Regions from separate parts of the Homo sapiens genome. Here region 2 is linked to region 1. The links are chromatin loops, found by intact Hi-C in ENCODE. Cell type or tissue: heart left ventricle. All regions are shown on one strand. Each heading gives the region's core, and the rest is flanking DNA. Links, peaks and the distances in the headings are about the cores only. Region 1 overlaps CEMIP (cell migration inducing hyaluronidase 1). Region 2 overlaps CEMIP (cell migration inducing hyaluronidase 1).

What was found. Hi-C counts contacts between places; a loop is a spot of excess contacts. Peaks named below come from ENCODE experiments on the same cell type or tissue, not always from the same donor. Only the 100,000 strongest peaks of a DNase experiment are listed, where the experiment ranks them.
Region 2: a loop joins it to region 1, with 2.0 times the contacts of the local background. A loop is called at or near these places in 3 of 110 quality-filtered maps.

What each region holds. Positions count from the first base shown.
Region 1 is chr15:80,943,759-80,946,669 of GRCh38, forward strand. The region is part of intron 28 of CEMIP (cell migration inducing hyaluronidase 1); the gene reads left to right. It also overlaps a transcript of MESD not described here. Among named protein-coding and RNA genes, the nearest start is that of MESD, 45 kb to the right of the region's middle. In heart left ventricle, for the core only: no CTCF peak of the experiment used is centred there; no DNase peak of the experiment used is centred there.
Region 2 is chr15:80,892,640-80,895,550 of GRCh38, forward strand. It overlaps CEMIP (cell migration inducing hyaluronidase 1), which reads left to right. Exons shown (of 30, transcript NM_001293298.2): 11 at 2,351-2,483. Among named protein-coding and RNA genes, the nearest start is that of MIR549A, 52 kb to the left of the region's middle. In heart left ventricle, for the core only: no CTCF peak of the experiment used is centred there; a DNase peak (open chromatin) is centred at 1,422.

The DNA.
Region 1 (2,911 bases), core at 112-2,611:
CGGCCTTTGCTGTTCATCACCAACACTGTTGGCACAGTCTCCTAACGGGCCTCCCTCTTCCAGTTGCCCCAACTCCAACCCATCTTCCATATTGGCCGCTGGTTTAAACTTCTTAAATGTAGGGAAAACCTGTGTCCCCTCTCCTTAGCAAACTTTGGTAATTCCCCAGTACCTTACAAGTCTCCCCACATCGCCTCCTCGGTGAGGTCTTTTCCGATCCAACCCAAAAGTTCTACCTTGGCAGGGCGCATTGGCTCACACCTGTAATTTCAGCACTTTGGGAGGCCGAGGTGGGTGGATCATGAGGTCAGGAGTTTGACATCAGCCTGGCCAATATGGTGAAACCCCATCTCTACTAAAAGTACAAAAAAATTAGCTGGGTGTGGTGGTGCACACCTGTAGTCCCAGCTACTCAGGAGGCTGAGGCAGGAGAATCGCTTGAACCCAGGAGGCGGACGTTGCAGTGAGCCGAGATTGCGCAGCTGCACTCCAGCCTGGGTGACACAGCAAGACTCCGTCTCAAAAAAATAAAAAATAAAAGTTCTACCTCTGCTAAAGCACTACTCACAATAGGTCTGGTGGACACATCTGTTGCCCCATCAAGAGTGTGGCCTTCTCAATGTTGGGGCCATGTCTAACTTCCCTTTGCATTTCTAGCACAGAACATGGCTAGTTAAGTGAGTGTACAGTTCACTCAGGAGCCACAACCTGGTGGAAAGTCTAAGCGCTTCATGTGGTACCTGCTACATAGTAGGTGCTTAGTAAACATTAATAGTTATTAAATGAAAGCAAATGTACTTCCCAGATGCTGACTCCATGAGGGGCACGACGTGAACTGGGCACCTGGCGAGATTTTGGATAATGGGATTTTGCTTAACCACATTTACTCCCTCCCTCATTCCCCCATCAGATGCTTCTTCGGCATTCTATTTTTCATATGCAGATTCAGACAGAGGACAAGGTTGACCAAATTGGGAAAAATAGTTATCCTCTAGAGATCATGACGTTTTGGGCAGAGAATTTTCTTTTGAAATGAAAGATGATGCAGAAGCTTGGAATAAGAAACTAGACTGCAGTGCTACTCTGTTTGGAACCATGTGCAAGGCTCCCACCAGCCCGAGCAGCAGCACCTCTCTGGGGGAAGCCCTTACTGGAATGGGCCACTCCCTGGGCTGGCGCTGGGCACCCAGGCAGGCATTGGTACCACTAGACCCCTCTCTAACCTCCTGGAAAGCAGCAGGGAATGAGGCAAGGTAGATCCTGTTCTACTGTGGCTGCGGGCCCTGCCTAGCCTGGCCCATGCTTCCTACCCCATCCAGCAGGCCACTACTGGCCCCAGGGTCCTGGGGAGAGAAGAGGGCAGCTGCTCACACCAGAAACATCTAGCATGGCTTCTGGGAGCTGCCTCTGCACTGCCACTCTGTGGGAGACTGTGCTGGCTGGGGCATGGGCTTATAGGCCATGAGGATGGCACACCAGGCAAAGAAGTGTTCCCAACATAGGTAGGCAGGCTTCTGGGCATCAGTGGGAAGGGGTGGGGACACAAGAAGCCCATCTCTCTGTCCCGCTCCTGTGAGCTAACTTAGATCCCCATCAGGAGGGCAAGACCTACATTTGAGTCCCCCAAGTAGGAAGGCTGAGCTCCAACAAAGGACCATTAGCTTTTGTTCTGAAATGAAACAATGCAGAAATATCCTCCTGAGAACAGATCCTGAATCTAGAGTGGAGGATGTGTTAGCAATGAGACCTGTCTCCTTAAGGGGCCTCACCCTACCAACCCTTTGGGCCTCCCTCTCCAGCCTTCCTCAAGGGCCTGAGGCAGCCCCAGCTCCCTTCCCATCTATCCTTATTTCACACAAGCCCTTCGCATCTTAAGATCTTTCCCGCTGTTCCCAGTGGGACACAAATGGGGGTAACAACAGGTTCCAGAATCCTATACAGTTTTTCCATGTCTGGACTGTGGTCTGTGGTTACAGAGTTCCTTTGAGATACAAACTGGACGCCCCATTGAGCTTCTGCCCCATTTCTATTCCCAAGGGAGGTGCTCACTTCCTCCTATCTGGCCCAGTGTGCTGAGTCTGCCACTGTGAAGGCTATTTTCCCAGCACTTTGGACTGAATACACCCCGAGGCAGGGGATAGACACTCCTTATTCCCAAGTCGAACTTTTGCAATTTGGGACCTTCAGGCTGGGTGCACACATTGCTCCAAACCTCTGTGTCTTTCAAGCACATTTCCCTTTGGTAGGTCCTCTGAGATACTTGGTAACTATTTGCTTCAATCTCCCCATTTGCAAAATAGAGGCAATAGCCCTGTGTTGCCTAACCAGAGAGAGGTGACGTGAACGTAAGAGGTCAATCTGAGCTCTTGGTACAACCCGAGCATCATGGTAACGACATGGTGTTCTCCCAGAAAGACTTCAAACCTGGCCATGCTCTTCCTGCAGCTCAGAGAAGGCTGGCTCTGGACTACACTAAGCCTGTGTCCATCAAAAGAAGACAGCAAAAGAAAGATGCGCTCCAAGAGAAATCTTCTAGCATGGGGCTTCTCGAGCTTTAATGTATACATGATCACCTGCAGATCTTGTAAAAATGCAGATTCTGATTCAGGAAGTCTGCAATGGAGGAATTCTGTGGTTCTAATGAAATCCCAGGGGATGCCAAATGGAGCTGGTCTCTAGAACCTTCAGGATCTAGAACCTTCAGGAGCTCCTGGATGGTTTTATGATTTGACAGATGCTCCCCTCCGCCTTCCCGCACCTCCTCTCTTTCTCTTCCCTTTCTCCTTCCTTCCTCCATCACCACATTTCTATCTGGTCTTACCTAACCAGGGTTGAGAACATTCAAGGGAAGAGATACATATCGAAGTCCTACTGTGTGCCGAGCCCTGGCATGGTACGCTCTGCTTACATC
Region 2 (2,911 bases), core at 124-2,623, 51 kb before region 1:
TGAGGTGCCCACGGTGCAAAATTTAAGGCAGCCCGCTCCCTCCAGCGCCAACTCTGCACTTGCATGACCCTAAGAGTGGGTGCTGCCTTAAATTTTGTGCCCTGGGTACCTCACTCACAGTCTTGTTACTTAGTGTCTCGTTTCCTCACAGCAAAAATAGGGATAATAATTATTTCCTCATGGGCATGTTTTGTGGATTCAGTGCAATGAAGTGTGCAGACTGAAAAGTGGCCCATACATTTTTTATTATTTAAAATTAATTTATTGGCTGGACTGGTGGCCCACGCCGGTAATCCCAGCACTTTGGGAGGCCAAAGTGGGTGGATCAATTGAAGTTAGGAGTTCGAGACCAGCCTGGCCAAGCTGATGAAACCCTATCTCTACTAAAAATACAAAAATTAGCTGGGTGTGGTGGCGGGCACCTGTAATCCCAGCTACTCGGGAGGCTGAGGCAGAAGAATCGCTTGAACAGGTGGAGGTTGCAGTGAGCTGAGGTGGCGCCATTGTACTCCAGCCTGGGCAAGAGAGTGAGGCTCTGTCTCAAAATAAATAAATAAATGAAATGAAATGAAATGAAATAAAATAAAATAAATTTACTATTAGTTATTATATTGATAATTATTTTGTTAATACTTATTATTACCAAGAATAATAATAAACTCAAGTCTACTTAAAGATCTCTTTCTCTGAATGATGATGGATTCCTTTTACTCTTCTTATCCAAAACTGAGGTCATTTTTCAGGTTAGAAAAAAGGAAAAAAAGAAAAAACAGCAGAATTGAGTAGATGTTCTCCTGGAATTATTGTTGGATGTTATACCTGGAAAAAATCTCCAGCCCCCTTCGATAATGTTTTCAGGCTCAGTTCTCAATCTTACGGGGTCTCCAATTGAAGAACATGCTACCCTCAGGGGAAAACTTCAGGAGGCCCGAGGAGCTGGGCTTACCTTAACTGACCTTGAGCTTACATCTGAACCCCTCTGAGCATCAGCGTTGACCTCCGTCTAAAAGCAAGTTTGCAACCCCTGCCTCTCTGGCTGCTGCAGAGACCACCTGAGATAGGGGGTGTGAGTGTGTTTTTGCAGGAAATGACTGAGTTTTAATTGTGGCTGAACTCACATCCACATGGCTCTTCTTCCAAGCCAAAGATAACGGAGCTGCTGGGTTTAAAACAATGTTTCCTAAAAAGTCTCCTCTTTTTTTTTTTTTTTGACTGGCTATACTTTCCTTCCTTATTACCCCAGTCTGGTCCCTTTGGTCTCTATGCCAAAGATGACAGCAGCTGCAGCCCTTGCTCTAAATTGCATGTCTTTGAATGATAGTCATGGTCAGGATGCAGACACACCCTGGCTCTGGGATGGGCCCCAGCTGGCAGGGATCATGCCCTCCCTGGAGGCCTGCTCCCTAAATTCTCCACCTGGCCTTGTAGCTGCTCACCAGCCAGCCCTCATCCACTGAGACCTCACTCTGTGCCAGGCCCTGGGCTGAATGCTGGGGACAAGGGGGCAAAAACCAGCTCCTTGCCCACCCAGAGCCCACCATGCGGTGGGAGGAGGCAGACATTTGAACAAAAGACATTAGGCGGCTTCCACCTTAGGGCAAGAGTGGATGGGGCTTAGAAGTGTTGTGATGTAGTTACATAAGTCTGGGTTCAAGTTTTAGCTCTGCCACCTACTGGCTTTGTGATCCTGGGTAAGTAACTGAACCTCTCTGAGGATGAGTTTCCTTATCTGTAAAACTAACAGCAGCCTCATAGTTTTGCTATGAAGATGAAATGAGATAATATAGGTAAACATCTAGCTTTAGTGGTTCTCAAACTTTCTTGCCCATTAGAATCACCTGGACAACTTTTCAAAGTCCAGATGTCCATGCTGCACCCCAGACACAATCAAATCTGAGGCTCCGAGGATGGGGACTGGGCATGAGTATTTTTTAAAGACTCCTCCCCATGGGATGCAGAACCATGTTTGGACTGTTGGCCGCTGTTCATGGTGCTGGTAGTGGTGGTGCAAATTGTAAAAAGTGGCCAGCCCAGATCCTAGAAGAGTGGCTACTTATTGTAAATGCTCCGTAAAATGTTCACCCAGCCATAAGCAGTAGATCACTGGTTTCGATACTGAGTACTGTAGGACCTCAGGCCAGGCATTTATCTATTCCAAGACTTTAGGCTGTCTTTCTCATAACAAAACTGATGGGGGCAATCATTGGGATAATCATCTCGGGCCGTTGTAAATAGTGTTGCAGCAGGGACAATTTTAGACTTCTGAGTATATGTTTAGAACATTAATCAGCACCTTCCTTCTCTATAAAAAAAAAACGACTTTGCTCTGTAATTTCTGTGTCATTCCCAGGCCACTACAATGGATGGAGTTAACCTCAGCACCGAGGTTGTCTACAAAAAAGGCCAGGATTATAGGTTTGCTTGCTACGACCGGGGCAGAGCCTGCCGGAGCTACCGTGTACGGTTCCTCTGTGGGAAGCCTGGTAAGCAGCCCCTTGTCGGGGACACAGATGCAACTATGGCTCGGTTCCTTGAACTGGCAGCTATGCAGGCAACTTCCAGACCTCTCAGTGAGACAGTGCTCCCAAAGGAGAGCACTTTTGTGACACGGGAGCAGTGGGAGGATCCTTGGAGTTGGCAGGAGACAGCAGAACCCCACCCTGCCCATAAGCCTTTCAGGAAGGGGAAGGGCCTGGTCCAAGGCAGTCAAGGTACAAATGGACAGAGCTGCCCTCCCCTGCAGAGATGTGCAGTTCTTTGCCTCTTTGGGTGCTATTATTTTAAATCCAGTACCTAAGGTGCTTGTTAGAAGAGATTGGAAATGGTCGGGTTGTTCTCGGAGGCACTTGGCCATCTCCAGAAGGCAGTCATTAGGAATGAAAGTTTAGGGGGAGAAGTTTATGGCTACCGA